Linked DNA regions of Homo sapiens: region 1 is linked to region 2. Evidence: chromatin loops called from intact Hi-C (ENCODE). Cell type or tissue: PC-3. All regions are shown on one strand.

Region 1 (4,000 bases), 300 kb before region 2:
CCTGCAACTTTATCTCTAAAAATATTTTGGCACCTCTTATGCACCCTTAAAACATAGTATTTTACATGTACTTAAGTATACTTAAGCATAAAATTTCGATATTAATATACTACAGTGGCTGTTTTAAACCCCTTTTTAATATGAATTATTTTGAAACACAATCTTGTCTGGACACTACAAATTTGTTTATAAGTTATGTACTAAAATTTAGCCAGCTCTTTATAGTTGAATAGTTTCTTCTGAAATATTTGCTATTTTAAAATAATGCCTATGAATGTCTTAGTAGCTTCTCCTCCATATTTCTATAACTTAATACATTTTTAGAAAAGGAATTGCTGAAAGATAAGATATTTGATATGTTTTATAATGTTGCTTTTCAGAAAAATGGTACAAAATTTACCCATGAATAGCTTACAGGAATCTCCTGACGCTCACCAACAGTAGACATCAACATTAAAAACTACAGTGATTTGTCAATTTGATTAGTGAAAGATATCCAGTACCCAATTTCCAGTGTTTCCTAACTCCTCTGGCCCAATTTACTCAGACATGGAGAGCTTTGGATGCCAAAGAGACAAGATTCGATTGGTAAGATATGGTAAGATTTTATCCTGTGAGACAGTGGTTCTCAAGGAAATGGTACAACATTCCTAGGGAATACCTAGGAAATTTGGGTAAATGTTTCAGATTTTCATGATTTTGAGAGGGTTGCTACTGGCATTTAGTAGGTGGAAACCAGAGGTGTCAGCTGCCCTGCACTGTGTAGAGCAATCTTGAGTGACATTGAACTGTGTCCCATGTTTTACACAACTTTCAAATGTCCTAGTAGAAATGTATGAGGTAAGAAGCTTGGTTATAATTATTCAAGCGCAGAACCTAACTGTTTAACATACCAATGCCAAATATTTTGTGGCCATTTTTAATAGTTTTCTACTACCATGTAAAGCAAGGGAAAAATGATTTCTTCAGAGTATTCGCAAAAGTTCATAATTTTTGAAAAGTATATCATTAATACCACACTGTTGCTGTTTTCATCACTAACATCACCTACTTATAATAGTCTGCATTCATAGACTACATTCACTGTGTTTCTAAGAGTATATGCAAGAATCTTATCACTTCCTTATGTATTCCAATACTGTCATGCTCAAGTATTTATATAATAAAACTTTTCTTATAAACTTTCTCTTTCATATTGTATATAAAGTCTTATGTTGCCTTTTACAAAACTGTATAGGGAGGTCATGTATTTCATTGGTTTCATTTTAGGAGAGTAAAGGGTATATTATTCTCCTAAATATTATATTTACTATAAATAGTGGTCATTGACTCTGACCGGGTTGAGAACTGTTGCTATATGGGACTAGGGAACAGGAAGCAAGTCAGAGACTTCCAGCAGAAGAGTGACATGAAGAAGCAGAGACGGAGGTAAAGAGGGGCTTGACGGTAAAGAAAATAAACTGGAAAAGGAGATGGCAGGAGGCAGAGAGACCAGAAAAGAGACAAATACAATCTAGGTAGGGAAGTAATGAAGACCTAAGATATCATAATGAGTGAGAGTCAGAGGAGGATTTTACGGAGGGCGTCTTGAAAAAGTGAAGTCGTTGGAACTCAGGCATCCAGTATCACAGTGTCATTGCATTGTTAGGCTACAGTGATTGTGTTCTCAAATAGTCTCACGTACGTGCACATACTTGCAAGCATACATATGCGCTCATACCCTTCAACTCTCCAGATTCATTACCAAATAATCCCTCTCCCCTTCTGCCGCCAAATGGAAGATTTATCGCACCAGCGATTCTGAAATGTGACAGCTCAACCTGACGTTAGTCTGAATCAGAGGGGCAAAGCCTTATTTGATTTGTGATTCTCTATCCAAGATAAACCCTGAAATAAATTTCAAGTGTGCTTTAAGTACACTACAGGTTATAAATCATATACTTGTATTCTCATTCTACAGTAAGCATAAAACCTCATAAACTATGTGATATATAATCTCCCTTCCCCCTTGCCAAATTCATGCACACTTCCTGACTTGCAGGGAGAGAATGATAGGAAATTAAGAAACTCAGAACCAGTGATAATTTGTCTGCAGCATGCATTTTTTCTATTCAGTAGCAACTATAACAAATGAAGTTGTTACTAGATCAGGCAAGGGGAAACCATGGTTGTAAATGGCAGAAAAGCATTTCCAAAATTAAGGGATGGAGAGTCCAAGATGGCTGACAGTAAAAAAAATAAACTGGATATTTACTGTATGATCATCCATTTTGGCAAATATTGGGGATAAGAGAATGTCCCAATTCCTGTTCAATTCCCAATTAAGATAAAAAGTGCACTACAGGCTGGGTGCGGTGGCTCACGCCTGTAATCCCAACAATTTGGGAGGCCGAGGCAGGTGGATCACCTGAGGTCAAAGCCTGGCCAACATGGTGAAACCCCATCTCGACAAAAATACAAAAATTCAGCTAAGCATGATGGTGGGTGCCTGTGATCACAGCTACTCGGGAGACTAGGGATGTGGGAATCGCTTGAACCCGAGAGGCGGAGGTTGCAGTGAGCAGAGATCGTGCCATTGCACCCCAGCCTGGGCGACAGCAAGACTCCGTCTTGGAAAAAAAAAATGCATTATATTCTGTATTTGAGATTAGCTTATATATCCATACTCAATTTCAATTTCTCTAAAAACAAACATGAGTCTGTCTAGTTATTCTAATCCCTGTCAGTCCAACAGTACTGAGTTAGACACAAATATCACATTCTTCATTGTTTTTCGTAAACAATTTCTAGCTTAGTGAGAAAAATGGTGACCCTATCTTTCTCAACTTGTAATTTCTTTCTCTACCCTACTAAAAAATGTCAGCCACATCCCATCATAGTGAAAAAATGTTCCTCTAAACTTCACCACTAAATTCTCACATTGTCCAGTTCCTGTTTCTCTTTATGGGTTACTTAACATCTGAAATGTATTCTTAAGCACTTTGCTATTTTGTGTGTGACAAATACAAGACAAATCCCCAAAGTCTATGCTACCTGCCTGAAATGGATAAGGGCACAGATATAACACCATCCATCTCTCCACATCTTTGCTCCCTGAGAGGGTTTGATAAGAGGTGTATTCTGTATTGGTCATCTATTATGTTACAGGTTAGGAGGTTTGAGCCATGAATAAACAGAAAATGACCTGAAGCTAAAAGGACACGCTGCCAAGTGAGGCAATCAGTGACCATGACTTAAAGGCTATGTTCTGCCCTCTTCCTTCTAGTTAGACTGGGGCAAAAATCCCAAGCTTTCTGCCGTGGAAGGCAAGGCTCCCATGACCCTCCCTCTGCCTGTTACTCTTCTCACCTCCCATCACTGCTTCTTTGCACCCCTGTGGTCTTTGAATCACATTCTCCCCTCTTGAGCCTCTGAGTTCTCATGCTGTGATTCTTCCTGGAATCTGCTTCTTTAAAATTGTCCCCTGACTGACATCTGCTTATTGTTAAAAACTCAGCTCTAGTATCACACATTGGGGTAGATACCCTTTCTCTCTACTTTCACTGCAAACAGTTAATCTCCATTCAGGTACTTCTTGGTTACCTTGTGATTGTCTCTTTACTCATTGTCTCTAGGAATATTGAGTTTCTCAAGGGCAGAGACACGTCCTTTTGATGTTTGTATTTCCAGTGCATAGTATAGTGGACACTCAGCAAATGTTTGTTGCTTACCTGAGTAGGGAGTCTTTTGTTTTTTGTCTTCTAAGGGGAAAATAGGCTATGGACAATGAAAATTGCTTTTAAAAAAAAAACGTTTTCCCCCTGAGGGTAAGGAGAGGGGTTTGCAAGTCAGAGCTTTTACTAACCAGGGTCATAAAGTCAGCTGTGCTGACTTGATCCCACTCAAGAGGTAGGGAATTGCCTGATTTTAATGGTGCTAGCCCATAAGAACTTGGACTCTACATGTCATGGCCACATAATCCCCAGTGAAACTCCCATGGGTTCACTTTCAGTATGCATTA
Region 2 (4,000 bases):
TCCCCCAGCTCAGCTGAGGGACTAAGTCCCTGAGAACAGAGATAAGCAGTCTTTTCAGGGTTTTGCCATTTTGATACTGAGGAGATTTAGGAGAGGCCTTTCCAGCATTTGGGGATATCTGTTAAGTATCAGAAATCACAGAACTTGGTCCTGTGGGAGACTTTGGTCACAGAAGGTCAAACTGAGAAGTTCCAGCACCCTGGTCATCTCTGATGAAATCTGAGGAAATCCACGGATTTGTCCACACGCACCCTGCCTCCCTTGAAGCCCTGCAATGGGCAGTAGGAGGGCCTGTGGGAAACACTGCCATTGCAGGTAAGAGGCTGCAACAGAGGGCCCCACCAGCTCGCCTCAGAATTACTCCTTGGATTATAAGAAAGCCTCGGGCACGCCCACAAAGTTCAAAAAAAGTGCCACCTGGGACTTCCTAGTCAGTTCAGAGCTCTTTTCAAACTAAATGACCACTCTGAACTGCTGCATTTTGAATCCACCAGCTGCAGAATCAACCAGCACTGACTTCAGAAGAGACTGAAAGGGGACGGGGTGCATCCCCTTTGCCACCGTTCCCCTGCAAGACAATTGTTCCTATTTAGCTCAGGCCTGTCAGTTAGAATTCACACCTCTATCCTCCCCACTGAGCCCCTGGACTGGGGTGAGAGCTCTGTGTTCAGAGAATCATTTTCATGGGCAGGAGCGTGAAAAGCAGGATGGTGGGTGGTGACTTTTGTTTGAAATGAATTGTGTCTGGGAGTCTTTTGAAGAGCAAAAAATAGACCTATTTATTGACCTAAAGCCATCCATGAAATGGGATATGATCTCTGGCACAAAGAATAGAATAGAAACTCCCCAATATTGTAGCTATCTAGAGATGAAAAAATTGTCTGGAGCTAAGACTTTATTTCTTCATCCGCATTCCTGATGCTGGGCTTCCTGCAGAATGCTGAACAGTATTATCTGTTTCTGGGCCTCAAATAAAGATAGAGAAAGAAAACGAGAGAGGGTGGGGTGGGGAGATCTAGCTAGCTACATTGATCTACAGATATACTTTAATAGTCCTCTTTACTTACAGACACTCTGAGACATGGTCAGACAGTTCACCTCACCTTGTTAATAGTAATTGGCATAAATGCTTCTTGAACTTTTGGCTAAGAGCAAGTGTAATGCCTGCTCTTACCAGTTTAATAATAATTGGCATCATTTTCTGAGCACTTATATAGGTGCCACATACTGTGACAACATTTATGCATATTATCTCATTAAATTCTTAAAACACTACATTTTAAAAAACCGATTAACTATAGCCACATTAAAAAAAAAAAAAAAGGAAAAGAAAACTGAGGCTCAAAACATTACTAAGCTTGCTTAAGGCCACATACCCAGGAAACTATATTAAAATTTGAACCCTGCTCGGCCTGAGCCCAATGCCTGAGTTCTTAACCACAGTGTCATTTAATTAAAGAAAAGTACACTCTAGAGAGTAACCATTCAACAGGCACTCGGGGTGGCCTTGGAAAGGAAAAGAAACACAATGAGACACTGAATGCACTTTAATATTTGAGAGAATTGGTTTCTCTTAAATGTGTCAGCCTATCATCCATGTTGTTCACAGCTTGAATCATAGGGTGGTTGTAGGTTGAGGGGAGCAGTCACCATTGACTCATCTCTGTCCTTCATCCTTTGTAGCTAGTCACCTACTAAATCCAGTGGATTCACCTTTGAAATGACTCATAACCACTCTTTCTTACTATATTTTTTCCTCCACTTTGAGCTCAGCCTTCATCTCTTCCTATTCAGATAACATCAACATTCTCCCCACTGGCTGGTCTGACTCAGCTCTCTCCTCATCCTGTCGGACTGCCCACTGCCAAACATGGTATCCTAAAATAGTGCGTCCAACATTTCACTATCCTGCTCAAACATCTGTGATTGCTCTCTAGTCTTTGTTGGCCTAAGTTCTGTTTTCTGCTTTATAGTCTGTCTTTCTCTCCCAGAACAAATGTCCATCCCCAGTCTGTACCCTTTTTCATCATCTGCCTTCCTTTTGCACCTGGCCACCCTTATCTGTATTATCCTCCCTCCCTCACATTGTTACCTAAATCATATCCAAATGTCAAGGTCAAGTCTCACTACACCCATGAAGGTTGTACTTTAAACCAAACCACTCAGTCCTTAACTTTTCTATAGATAAGAGGGGTATTCCAGTTTGGATTACTGACAAGAGGAAAGGCCCAGACAAGTATCTGAATGTAGAGATGTTATTTGGAAGTTACAGGAAGATATGATAGGGTGGTGGGGAAGAGGGACAAGATGGGAAAGGCAGCCAATAAAAGGTGCATTTTCAAGCCAGTTACCGCTGTGGACAACTGGAACTTAGTCCTGTGGGGAACAGGGGAGCCAGTATAGGATACACACTTCAATTATCTCATTCAAGGGGTGATGGGGTTGGAGTATGGATACACTGACTAATCATCAGTCATTGCTAGAGGGCTGCTCCCAGGGGGCATTCACTCCTCAGCACTTCTGTCCTACTAGCAAAACAAGCTCCAGTGGCAAAAGAAAGCCCCAGTCAAAAGAAATACTGGTGTTGGAAGTTGGCAATCAGATGGAGCAGACTGAGATGGTAGGAGCAATGGGATATATGAGTGGGACCTGGCAGCATCTGCTACAATAACCAGATAGTTTATTACCCAAACCCAGGCACTTTTGAGAGTGAAAAGAAATACTATTAATAATTATTGTGACAAAAAAATCAAGATGGTCCTAGGCAAATTAGTATGTATGGTATTGCATTTATAACAGTGAGTTTTATATCCGATTCTCCCCATCTCCACTCAGATGATATGATCCTTTAGGGTATGTTCAGTGTGGTCCAGCTACATGTGCCTTATTGAAGCCAGTACAGTGCTTAAGACAGCAGATGTTCAGAAAATACTGGATGGCTGGACATTGGATGAAGTAGCCACCAAAAATTCAAATTATGTTACTATTCAAAAAGCACAGCCTTTAAAGTCAGACAGTCCTGAGTTGAAACCCAAACCCCACTGACTTATTGTTAAACTGAGATGTAGATATGGCACATCTCTGAACTGTGTTTCCTTATCTTTAAAGTGGAGATGAAAATAATATATTCCTGTAGAGTTATCAAAGATCAGAGATGAGCTATAAGATAGTAGCTCTTAATATCCAGTAAATCAAACTATAGTAAATTAAAATATAGTCATTATTATTGCAAAAGCTATTTTTTAAAAAATGATACTATTGATGTCATCTTGCTCATTATTACCTCAGTCACATGCTGTAACTGGTACTTTGTCTCATCCCAGCATTTTGTTTTCTTCTCTGTGACTGTAGATGTTTTCACATAGCAGCAGGATTGAGCTTTCATAAATTGCACTTCCATTTGTGGAGACAAGGACCCTGGAATTGACTGGGCCATTCTCTAAGTCAGAGATGAAGAAGAATTTGGAAAAGGGAAAATATTTCCTGCAAAGAATTTGAGAGAATAAGACATGGCATGAGCGATTACCTGGACTGCCCAAAATCAGAATCTCCAGATTAAGCGTCACTGTTTCTCACCGTCTAAGAGGCTATGAATTAAGAGAAAAGCCACAGTAGAAAGATACCTGACTTTTCAAAAGGAGAATTCTGACACCTCGAAAGTAAACAAGTATTACTTAAGCTGCTGAGATGTCTTCCTAGCTTATCTCCATCACCATTACTTTTGATGTCCACTCAAAATTTTCTTTGTATTCACAGGATCACAGGAAAATAGAACAGATCTTACAGGTCCAATTACTAGTTCATATTGCAATGAAGCCTAAAAACACCATATTAACCCTGTATTGAGAGATAAGCAAGGGACAAATATGAGATGAAAATGGAGATGCATATCCTCTCACCCTCCCTTCTTACAACCTGCGTAGCCTGCTATCATACCCACTATGTCAGGGACCTTTATGATTTCTTTTAATGCATTTATTTTATCAATATAATACATACA

The links. Peaks named below come from ENCODE experiments on the same cell type or tissue, not always from the same donor. Only the 100,000 strongest peaks of a DNase experiment are listed, where the experiment ranks them.
Region 1: it touches region 2 in a loop (12-fold over the local background); 2 of 110 quality-filtered maps call a loop at or near these places.

Annotation. Positions count from the first base shown.
Region 1 is chr3:30,773,472-30,777,471 of GRCh38, forward strand. All of the region lies in intron 14 of GADL1 (glutamate decarboxylase like 1), which reads right to left. Among named protein-coding and RNA genes, the nearest start is that of GADL1, 120 kb to the right of the region's middle. In PC-3, no CTCF peak of the experiment used is centred here; a DNase peak (open chromatin) is centred at 1,790; H3K4me3 peaks cover 1,024 bases; H3K27ac peaks cover 1,750 bases.
Region 2 is chr3:31,075,567-31,079,566 of GRCh38, forward strand. No RefSeq gene overlaps it. Among named protein-coding and RNA genes, the nearest start is that of MIR466, 84 kb to the right of the region's middle. RefSeq lists a silencer at 1-148. In PC-3, no CTCF peak of the experiment used is centred here; DNase peaks (open chromatin) are centred at 1,715 and 2,475; H3K4me3 peaks cover 873 bases; H3K27ac peaks cover 2,732 bases.